2 separate regions of the Homo sapiens genome follow, and region 2 is linked to region 1. Evidence: chromatin loops called from intact Hi-C (ENCODE). Cell type or tissue: natural killer cell. All regions are shown on one strand. Links, peaks and the distances in the headings refer to the core of each region. The heading gives the core; the rest is flanking DNA. Region 1 overlaps IQSEC1 (IQ motif and Sec7 domain ArfGEF 1). Region 2 overlaps IQSEC1 (IQ motif and Sec7 domain ArfGEF 1).

The links. Hi-C counts contacts between places; a loop is a spot of excess contacts. Peaks named below come from ENCODE experiments on the same cell type or tissue, not always from the same donor. Only the 100,000 strongest peaks of a DNase experiment are listed, where the experiment ranks them.
Region 2: it touches region 1 in a loop (1.8-fold over the local background); 3 of 110 quality-filtered maps call a loop at or near these places.

The regions. Positions count from the first base shown.
Region 1 is chr3:12,992,095-12,997,462 of GRCh38, forward strand. All of the region lies in intron 1 of IQSEC1 (IQ motif and Sec7 domain ArfGEF 1), which reads right to left. Among named protein-coding and RNA genes, the nearest start is that of IQSEC1, 79 kb to the right of the region's middle. RefSeq lists enhancers at 1-129, 1,529-2,087, 2,526-2,595, 2,647-3,205 and silencers at 1-129, 2,006-2,165, 2,186-2,235, 2,886-3,155. In natural killer cell, for the core only: CTCF peaks have their summits at 3,034 (motif pointing left) and 3,235; DNase peaks (open chromatin) are centred at 1,737 and 3,017; H3K4me3 peaks cover 1,603 bases; H3K27ac peaks cover 2,048 bases.
Region 2 is chr3:13,038,107-13,043,474 of GRCh38, forward strand. All of the region lies in intron 1 of IQSEC1 (IQ motif and Sec7 domain ArfGEF 1), which reads right to left. Among named protein-coding and RNA genes, the nearest start is that of IQSEC1, 33 kb to the right of the region's middle. RefSeq lists enhancers at 2,627-2,716, 2,737-2,796, 3,637-4,232. In natural killer cell, for the core only: no CTCF peak of the experiment used is centred there; a DNase peak (open chromatin) is centred at 2,415; H3K27ac peaks cover 1,835 bases.

The DNA.
Region 1 (5,368 bases), core at 201-5,200:
CCGAGCATTCCCCAGGAAGCAGCCCTCTCAGGATGACTGGGTTGCTGGAGAGCTGGGGACAGGGCCCCTCGGCTCTGAATACGCTGTGTGACCTTGGACATGTCCCTGCCTCTCTCTGGCCTCAGTTCTCCATCTCTAACACAGTAGGGTGGCTCCGGGATGCTCCCTCCGGCACTGATGCTTAATGGCTGGGCTGTGGGCATTGTGGCCACCCCAAGTCACCTCTCAGTTTATCTTTTCCTGTGGGGGGTGGGGGGTGGGAGGAGATGGCACCGCTAAGGCAATTTCTCTTCTTTCCCCTTAAATCTGGTTTCTGGGCTCTAATTGCACATGGCTTCAGCAGCCTGGCCATCTTGCCAACTGTAATGAGGAGGTGGGCATCATACTGGGGGCAGGGGAGGGTGACGAGAAAGCTATTCCTGTGTCACCTTAATTCAGAATTGTTCAGAGGGGGCTGCACAGGCCAATGTGTCCACTGCCTGGTGGAGCCTGACCACAAAATGAAACGGTGGCTCATCAAAGTGCACAACCAGACCCCTGCTCCCAGTCTAGGACAGGTCCCTCACCACCACAGATCACTGGGCATGCTCAGAGCAACACTCACAAAGCTGACCAGGCAGAGCCGACTGCTGTCCTTGTGAGCCTCATCTCCTGGACAAGGCCAGGGGGAGGGGACACCCACTGTCACCTTTCTGCTCCCTTTGCTCCAGGAACAGATCAGCTGTGACAGTTGAGAGCTTGGCAATTTAAAGTGACAACTGCCTGGCAGAAACATGGGAGGGGAAGTTCCCCAGGACTATTAGGGGTGGGGAGAAGCTTGACTCACCTCTGCCAACCCACCCTGCCTGCTTAGAGCCCAAGGGCAGGTGGTTTTGTAGCGGGAGGTTGCGGTGGGGGCGGGGGTCCCACACTCTAAGACCCTGGCCCAGGAGTGTCTCATCCTCAGGCTGGCAGGTGGGACAGGTTTCCAACAACAGCCCCCATTACACCTCATCCCCCTGCTGCCACCTGCCCCCTATGGGTCAGGGTCCAGAGGTCGCCAAGGCTGTTCTGGTCCCCAAGACTGCTCCCTAAGCCAACTCTCCTGGAGGTCTACCGGGAGAGCTCCCTCCACCCCAAGACTGAGAACCAGTCTCTTCCCCACGTGGTAATGGCAGGAGGGGCTGCCCAAGGTCACACGGGGTTGGGAGGCAGGGACAGGGCCAGGTTGGACCCAGCCCTCCAGCCCTGCCAAAGCTTCTCCCTCCCTCCCAAGGCGCGTCCGTGTGGCTCCCAGCGAATTCCTGAGATGCCTCAACCTCCCGCTCGCAGGCTCGGGACCCTGGACGCGGTGGCGGGATTTCTCCGCCCGGAGGCAGCAGCGGTGGTGGAGGCGGGGTGGGGGTGGGGAAGAGAAGCAGGGTAGTGCGGAGTCGGGGGGTGGGGAATGCTTTGCATGGCGACCCTCGGGGTCTGGATTCACGTACCCCCGCTTCGGGGAGGCAACCAACTGCACTGATGAAGAGATGGAGCACCCCGCCCCTCCCCGACCCCCAATATCGCGCCTTTAGCGTTCGCAAGGCTTCGGGATAAGCCGTCTGCATAGCCGCGGAGGTTGGGGCTTCTGCGTCCTCACCGCTCCAGTCCCAGAGAGCGACACCGCAGAGCCCAGCTCAGAAAGACTGGCGCTGGCGCGCCCCGGCCCCCATTCCCGTGAGCTTGGCGGCCGCTGATCCCCAACCCCACAACCCTGCGGCCGGTGCGGGCTTAGCAACTGCGGCCTCGCAACCTCCTTCCGAGACCCGCTCCGCGAAGCCCGCCGCGATCCCCGCGCGCCCCAGGTTCCCGAGAGCCAACTGCGTGTCGGTGCAACCGCGGCCCCGGGGGCGGAGCTGCCGCCCAGGCCGCCCCGCGGAGGGCATTCCCGGCTGCAGCCCCAGCGACCCCCGCCCGGGGCCCCGCACCGCACCGGTCGCCGGGCGCGTCCCCCGCCGGCCCGCCTCCTACCTCGCGGGTCCGCCCGCAGCCGCCGAGAGCGCGCCGTCCCCGCGGCCGGCGCGGCCCCAGAGCGTCCGGTGGCCGGGCGCGGGGGGGCGGGGGCGGGCGCTCGGGAGCCGGAGCCGGAGCCCGAGCCCGATACCAGCGCCACCGGCGGGGCGGCCTCCCCGCGCGCCGCCCTCCTGCCCGCCCCACCGCCCGTGCGCCGTGACCTTGGCGGGTGGCCTCGCCGCGCCTGGCCTCAGTTTCCCCCCTCGGAAGGTGTGTGTGCGTGCGCGGCTGTGCTAGGGGGCGGGGAGGACGGTGCCGCCCCGGCCGCCGACGTCACCCGAGCCTGGACGAGTGGAGGGCGCTCAGGTCGGTGCAGCCGCTGCAGCGGATGGGTCAGGAGAGCGGGGTACGCGGGGTCCAGGCGCGGAACCGGGGGCACTGCGACCCCCGGCATTTCCCTCAGACTACCCCAGACCCCCAATAAACAGCGAACAAACGCACCTCAGGCCAAGTCCCCCGGCTCCTCCGAGGGAAAGCTGCAGCCCCGGCCGAAACGCCCCACCCCCGCCGCCGTCCCCAGTTCGCAGATGGGAACACTGAGGCCCACAGCAGGGAAGCCACTGGCCCAGAGGCGCACAGCTGCACCACGCTCCTCCGCGTCCCCTCCAGGACACACCCTCCTGACTGTTTGGGGACGGGGTGGGGACCTGGGCCTGCCGGTGCCGCCCCCATCCCTCAGCCGACCTCGATTTAGATGCTGGGACGGGCCCTGGTGGCCTGGCGACTGTTACAGAGAATGGGGTGGGCACAATCGGAAGGGAGCCCAAAGACGGGGAAGAAGTGGCGCAGATAGCAGAGGCTGGGCCTGGAAGGGATATGGGCGGGAGCGCGCCCGCGGGGGTGCACCTAAGGAGAAAGCGAGGACGCGCGAGTGCCCTCCCTGGTGGGTCGCAGAGCAGACCTGCCCCGGAAGCCCTGAACGCCGGGCCGGGAGCGGCGGCCTCTCTCCCGCAGCCGGAACCCCGCCGGTCTGGAGCGAGGGCGTCAGGTGGCGGGCTGCGATTGGGACGAGGCGCCCCCTGGTGCCCGGAGGCGGCGAGACCGGAGACCGGAGGGACGGGGCCGCCAGGGCCCAGCCAGAGAAGCTGAGCGAGTGATGTCATGAGTCAGGAGACCCGGCTCTGTGGGTCCTGCCACGAGGGGCTGTGTGACCTTGGGCAAGACGTTTCCCCCTCTGGACTTCTGGGAGGAAAGGACAGAAGGAGGGACCCTGATTTTTACCTCTGACATCTCATGACCCTGGACATCTGGGTCAGGTGAGAATGGGCAAATGGATCCAGAAAGGCACAGACGGATCAGAAGTGAGATGTAGACACTGTTCAGCACTGGAGGAGGATTATTCATTTACTTGAGGCAGAAACTAGTATCCCAATTTTACAGACAAGGACACCGAGGCAGAGAGGTAAAGTCATCTGCCCACATTCACACAGCAGCTAAGGGGTGAGCTGGGATTTGAACACCCACCTGCGAAGCTGTAGCGTCTAAGCAGTGTGCCTGACTGCCCCACTCCCCACTCTTGCAGAATTTATTGAGCATCTAAGTTGTCCCTAGAATACCCAAGGCACTGGTGACAGAGACGAATAAGGAACGGCCCAGCTCCTGGTGGGTCTTCCTGCCTCGTGGCAAGAGTTAAGCCCATGGCTTCTTATCAGTGCTCACAGCCAACTGTACAGTGGATCCCCTGGGAATGGGCTTGTGGGCTGAAATGTGAGTCCCATCCCCACTGCATATTCTACCCTTCCATATTATTGGAGGTTTAAAAAATATTTTTAAGGGCTAGGTGTGGTGGCTCATGCCTGTAATCCCAGTGCTTTGGGAGGCTGAGGTGGAAGGATCACTTGAAGCCAAGAGTTTTGAGGCCAGCCTGGGCAACACAGCGAGACTCCATCTCAAAAATAAATTAACCAGGCATGGTAGTGCTCCAGCTACTCGGGAGGCTGAGGCAAGAGGATTGCTTAAGCCCAGGAGTTCAAGGTTATTGCGAGCTATCATTGCACCACTGCACTCCAGCCTGGGCAACAGAGCAAGACTTTGTCTCTTAAAAACACTTTTTTTTTTTAAAGAGCAGTTAAGGGAAGATAAGATGCTTGTAGTTTTAATATTTAAAAATGCAGTCCCTGAGAAGCCATATACTTTTGTTGTCAGTGCCAGGAGTAGGTCACCTGGCTGGTTGGAAGGCAGGTGAGGAAGTGAGAATGACAAAGGTTTTAGAATCTGTTGGACCTGGGCAAGTCCCACGACTTTTCTGAGACTCATTTGAACTCATCCTTAAAATGGAACTGAAGCTAAAAATTCCCACCCTGCCTCGCTTCCAAGGCTGCTGTGAGAATTAACTATGATAATGTGTGGAAAGCCTGCACAAAATGCACTGTGTAAATATTTTCATTCCCAGGAGCCGTGAAGGAAGATGTCGAACACTTAACTGCATAAAAATTAAAACTATGTAAATGGAATCAAAATACCATAAACAAAGTAAAAAAGACAAATGGTAAACTGAAAAAAAATGTCTGCTGCAGCACATATGACAGAATTTAATTGAGGAAAATGCAATGAAAGTTAATTTCTCTAATACATAAACAGGTCTTTCAAATCGATAGGAAAAAGATGACTAACCCATTAGAAAAAAGAGCAAAGGATATGAACAAGCAGCTCATGGAAAGATCTTCAATCTCACTTGTAATTAAATGTATATTAAAGAAATACAAATCAAAACACAACATGGTTGCCATTTTTTAATCTACCAAGTTGGCAAAAACGAATAAGTTTGCTAATACTTTTGCTGCTAAAGGTGGGAAGAAATGAGCACTCTCAAAAATGCTGTAGGGTGAGGTGCCAGATGGTGCAACCAATCGGGAAGGGTATGGCGAAGCTACTACAGCATGCTAATATAAAAATACAAGGACAGACAACACAGCACTGTGTGTACCAGTAAACAGCGAAAGAAAAGAGCCATCTTCAGGGTCCAGCAGTAGGAGAGGGAGTAACTTCATTAAGATACCCATTACTGGGACTTTGTCCTAGGATGGACAGATCTCCAGGTCATATTTCTACTGAAAAATTCAAGGAACAGAAGACTGTATATCATGATCCTTTTGTGTACAAGTTAAAAGGCTCTATGTAGATGTGTGTGGGAATTTCCTAATTTTCCCAAAGGACACAAATATGCCGAAACAAAAAAACTCTTATTGATGGATACCTTTTGGGAGGACTGAGGGGTGCATGGAATGGATATGTGAGGCGCTTTTACTTTTCATTTTATACTTTTTTGTAATAATTGATTTTTAAAAGGTCAACAGGGGTTATCTGGGCACAAGCTGATGGGCCAATTGAAGTCTCTTCT
Region 2 (5,368 bases), core at 210-5,209, 46 kb after region 1:
CAACGCTGTAAAAATATGCATGGCAACAGATGAATGGATAAAGAAAACTTGGTATATATATGAATATATATATAAGTATATATAAGTATGTATAAAAATATATAGAAATATATAAGGATATATAAATATACAAGTATATATATGTGTGTGTGTGTGTATATATATATATATATATATATATATATATATATAAAATGAAGTACTATTCAGCCATAAATGATATCCAGCCATTTGCAACCACATGGATGGAACTGGAGGTCATGATGTTAAGTGAAATAAGCCAGGTACAGAAAAACAAAATATCACATGTTCTCACTTATTTGTGGGATCTAAAAATCAAAACAATTAAACTTATGGACATAGAGACTAGGACAGTTATCAGAATTGGGAAGGGTAGTCGGGGGACAGAGGGGGAGGTAGGTATGGTTAATGAATACAAAAAATAGAAGGAATGAGTAAGTGAATAAGACTTACTATTTGATAGCACAATAGGGTGACTATAGCCAATAATAACTGATTTGTACGTCTTAAAAATAATTGAAAGAGTATAATTGGATTATTTGTAACTCGAAGGATAAATGCTTGAGGGGATGGATACCCTCAATGTCGGGGGAAAGAATGTAGGGACACAGGACTCTCACCCACTGCTGGTAAGGCTACATACTGCCAGGGCCACTTTGGAAAGCAAGCTCACTAAGCCATGAATTCTCCATGAAGTGTGTATTTCACATTGCGTGCCTGTGTCAAAACATCTCACGTACCCCATAAATATATACACTTACTATGTACCTACAGCAATTTAAAAAAATGTGCATGGGAAATCTACACACCAAACAAGAGGGACTGTTTAGGCTTAGCTCTGGGGAAGCAGGAAAGGGATAAGATTTGTGGGGTGGCCCACAGGGGCAGTCCACCACACCATTAACAGCTTATTTTGGAAGCTGGGCGATGGGTATACTACTCTCCTCCATATTTTCTTCCCACCTGAACTATTTCATTAACCAAAGTACCCTGAGGTCGGCTGGGCTCTGGGAACTTGGGAGAGGGCTTGCCGCCTCCCACAATGGCCTTTGGGCCAGAGCTAAAGAGTCTATAGAGGCATCTCCCCACAACCAAGGCAGAACGCAGAGGCGCCCCGTGAAGATTTCTTTCCGTTTGCTAGTTGAAATAAGCGGCTCTGCTCCTTCCCCTGCCCGAGCCTCTGGCAGAGCTCCAGGATTATTTTACATTAACTTAAGATCACTAATGAAGAATAATTAACAGCTTTGAGGGAGCCTGGCACACCCTGTGTTTAGAAGTGGTTAATTATGCATTGTCTGCAAAACACCCCTTTCATACTCTTAAGTTTGGGATCGCCGTTTTAAACAACGGAATATGGCATCAGGCAAAAAGCCAAGTGGCTCCATTTGCAGAGCTTTCCTGGGGAAGGATCCGTTTGGGTGAGGACAGCCGCTTGCAAAGCCTCTACTAAGTGCTGTATATTCAGTGCTTTTCCAGCATTTACCCTTGAAATCCCCACACAAGGGCCATGAGAGGTGAGCTGAGCATCCCCCTTTCCCCATGTTACACAGCTGTGGAGGAAAAGTGACTTTTCTAAGCTCCCTGCCACAGCGAGGTCTGACCACAAAGTCTGAGTTCTTGCCCACCTGGCTGATGCATTATCATTATTTCTGGTCGACAACTGCTGGAAAGATGACTGCCCCCAGCCCTCAGCATGTCATTTGCCAGGGTGGACAGACCGAGCTGCTCAGCTGGCAGCATGCAGCCTCCACAGCTGGATCCCCTGGTTAAATCCCAGTGGCACCACCGACTGGCCATGAGCCCTTGGACAAGCTACTTCTCCCCGTGCTTTGGTTTCTTCACCTGGAAAATGGAAGAATCATGACTCCACTTCGTGGCATTAGCGCGCAGAGTTGGTGCTCAGAATGAAGCCTCACATGTAGCAGACACTCACTGAGCTTCCCTGCCCCACCTTCCTTTCTAGCTCTTCCCCTGACACACACCTAGGCTTCAGCCTCACCTCTGATCATTTATGCACCATGTGAGGCTTGGTCCCACACCATACGTTTGTTCGTGCTTTGTTTTCCACCCACAGTGCCCTTCCCTGTCTGGAAAATTCCAACTCCCATGTCTAGGCCCGGATCAGATGCCACCTCCTGCAGGAAGCCTTCCAATAAGACCTCCCTCAGGCTGCTGGTAATTTGTGCACCCTCTGTTTATACCCCATTCTTAACATTCATGAGTTGTTAATAGGTCTTTTCCCTTTGTAGGTTGGGAGTTCCTCAAGGATTAGTCTCATTTGTCTTTCAGGCACAGTCAGGGCTTAAGAACAAGAGCACAGGCTCTGAGTAAGAACCTCCATAGGTCAGGGGAGGGGACAAAGAGCGCTCTCACGGGTTCCTCCTAGAGCCTGAGCCACGCCTCTCACACTTGGACCACGTGGCCCCCAGAGTGTGACTCTCAGTTTGCCACTTGCCCACTAAGATCCTTCATGGGCTCCCCACTGAATGCAGGACAAGGCCCAGGCTCCGGTCCTGAGCCCCAGCCCCTGGTACCCCTTCCCAGCTCCATGGCCTTTTGCCATGACCCAAAGACACCCTTCCCTTTTAAAGCCTCTGGGTTTTTCCCATGTGGTTTCCCCTCTGTCTGGAACACCTGTGCTCCCCATCTCAACCCAGCAAACTCCTCCAGACACTTTACCACCTGGCTCAGCTGTCACCTCCTCCATGAAGCCCCCGCACCCAGCCCTGCTCCTCTTTCAAGACTCTGACCGCGACTCATGCCTGGCTAGCTGAGCCCTGTGGAGCAGGGTCTGTCCCTCATTTGTCCCTGCCTGGCCCAGGACTCCGGCGTCTGCATGGACTGAGACTGTAGACATTCAAGAGAGATTGCATCTCGAGACAGGAAAGACAGGGGTCAGATCTCGTGGCCACTCTTCTGCAGTTGCCTGCCCTCTGGTTTTATTCTGCTCACCTGCGCACAGGGGCTTTAATGCTTCTTTTGCAGGAGGGATGAGGATGAACAATTAAGTATATAAAGTGCCCCACCGCGGTAGACACCGAATCACTGACAGCCGGACATGCCCTCCTGAGGCCGCATGAACAAGCCTGGGGGCGGGGGGTGGGGTGAAAGGCTGCACCACAGCGCTCAGGGCCCACTGGGTGTCGGGCTCCTCTCTGATGTGGCTTGCACTAATCAGACGCAGGACAGGCCTCTCTCGCTGGCACCCTCCCAAGAGCAGGGACTTCCTTTCTACAGCTGCCGTGAGACCCTCCGTGCCCGCCCCCTTTGGAGAAAGCCCACTGGAAGGAAGAAGAAAAGCTCCCACACTTTCCCAGAATTGCTCGTATGCTAATGGCCGCAGACTTCACAGAGTGTGAAATCAGGAAAAACTAATTCCCTCAGAATAGACGGGACAATTCCCTCCTCCAGGTCTTTAATAACACGCCGTTCAAGGTGACCATGGCGACGGCTCCATGATGATCTCCTGCTGGCCCGGATGTGGTTCTTTCTTGACCAAGGTGTGCACTGGACAGAACACACACGCTCGGAAGAACCTGCCGGAGGTATGAACATTCGGGCTTGTGGTGCCTGCAGCCCCTGTCACCTCAGGGAGCAGTCCCCAAATCCATGTCATCAAATCCGAATCCCTACAGTTGGGAAACAGGCTTAAAGAGGGAAAGTGACTCGCCCAAGATCGCGCAGCCAGGAAAGGGACTGAACTTCGGGCTCCTGATCTCCTGACCAGGGGACCCCCAACTCTGCCTCCCCAAACTTGTGCTTAGGGAGGAGGCAGGCCAACCCTTGAGTCATCCAGCCCACGAGGTCGGAGCAAGTGTACCGGGAAAGAGCAGGCCGGGGACCCCGGGCCGGTGCAGCTTCCCTGCCTAGGGCTCACCCCGGCAGCAAGGAACAATGAAACACAGTGCCTGGCCACAGAGCAGTCCAGGGTGACTCTTTCTCTGCAGAAACTCTACCAGTTTCAGGCCAGAGGGAGAGGAAAGAATAGTTAAGCCCAGTTGCAAAGTGAACCACGACAAACGCTGCTGCTGGTCTTGGCCAGTGACGGGGACCCTCCGCCAAGAGGAGGAAGCCCTGCAATCGGGCAGGATCAGGGCGAACTTTCTCTCCAGGTCCCATTGCCCTAGTGGCCAAGGCTCTCCCCAGAGGGTCGACTTACCTTTTGTAGGCTCCATGCAGGGGCTGTAGGCACAGGAACTGCCAGTAATCCAGGCAAAAGGCCTTGAACTTGAGCATTTTCACCTTTTGGTCTCCAGCTGGACCACGGTAACGTCTCCGCGGAGACACGGAGAGGGGCTAGTGGGAGGTGGAGAACCGGCTGCTTCGGCCCGCCCTGGTCCCTGCCACGGCGGCCCCCACTCACATGGCCCAGCCCGCCCGGCGCAGCTTGTACAGTACACGCCTCCAATACAAAGAGCAGCCAGCACAAAAGCCTAGCAACTCATTCACGCAGCTCGCCTGGCCCGGCTCATGCTGCTGCTGTCTCTGTTAGCTGGTGCCTCCGAGGGCTTCCCTGGGGGTCCCTGGGACACACCAAGGCAGCTCTGGCTGTATCAAGTTGTGGGGGCCCCCAGTCCATCATCCTGGGGGGTCTGGATGCTAGGGCTCCTGACGGTGGCTCTGCAAGTCTGTTCTTCCAACCAGGCCCTGGGGCTCCGGGTGGTGGGGCCGGCACTGGCTGGACAGTCCTACACCCGCCTGGCTGGCCCAGAGTGGCTGAGGCCAGGAAGACCCAGGGAGAGCAGGTAGGGAGGGGGCCAGATGACAGGCAAACACTGGCCTCTTTTGCCAGATAAATTACGTTTGGCGGAATCCCTGTTCGGCCTGTGCGAGGGAAAACTCACCATGTAGCCACATGGTGCTTGGGGTGGGGGCAGCTGGGCTCTGAAAGGCAGGCGAAGGAAGACTGACAGGGTCGCCCAGCGCCTGCCGTTGCCTGGGCGACGGGGACACATTGATAAAATCTAAAATGGAACCGCTATGACAGCCGCTCATTGGCTGCCGGCAGGGGAATCCTGTCGCTAACCAGGGAGGGGAGCGGCTGAGCTGCAGGGCCACAGACAACCAGGCGCATTGTTGGGCAGAGGGACCCCAGGCAGAATGGGTGGCCCCACAGGCCAGGGGACCTGGCAGTCACAGACAATAGGAAAGGAGTCCCTGGCCCACCCTCACCTCTCCCCTTGTATCTCCTGGGATCTGGCTGGTCCCGGCGTCTGCTCCAACCCTCCCATGGCCCATTTCCCACACACTAGCCACCTGAAAGTCTGAGGCTCTGGGTCCCAGATACAGTAGCCACCCTCACCCCCATGAATCCGGCACACCCTTTGGTTCCATGCAGTCTGCTCTC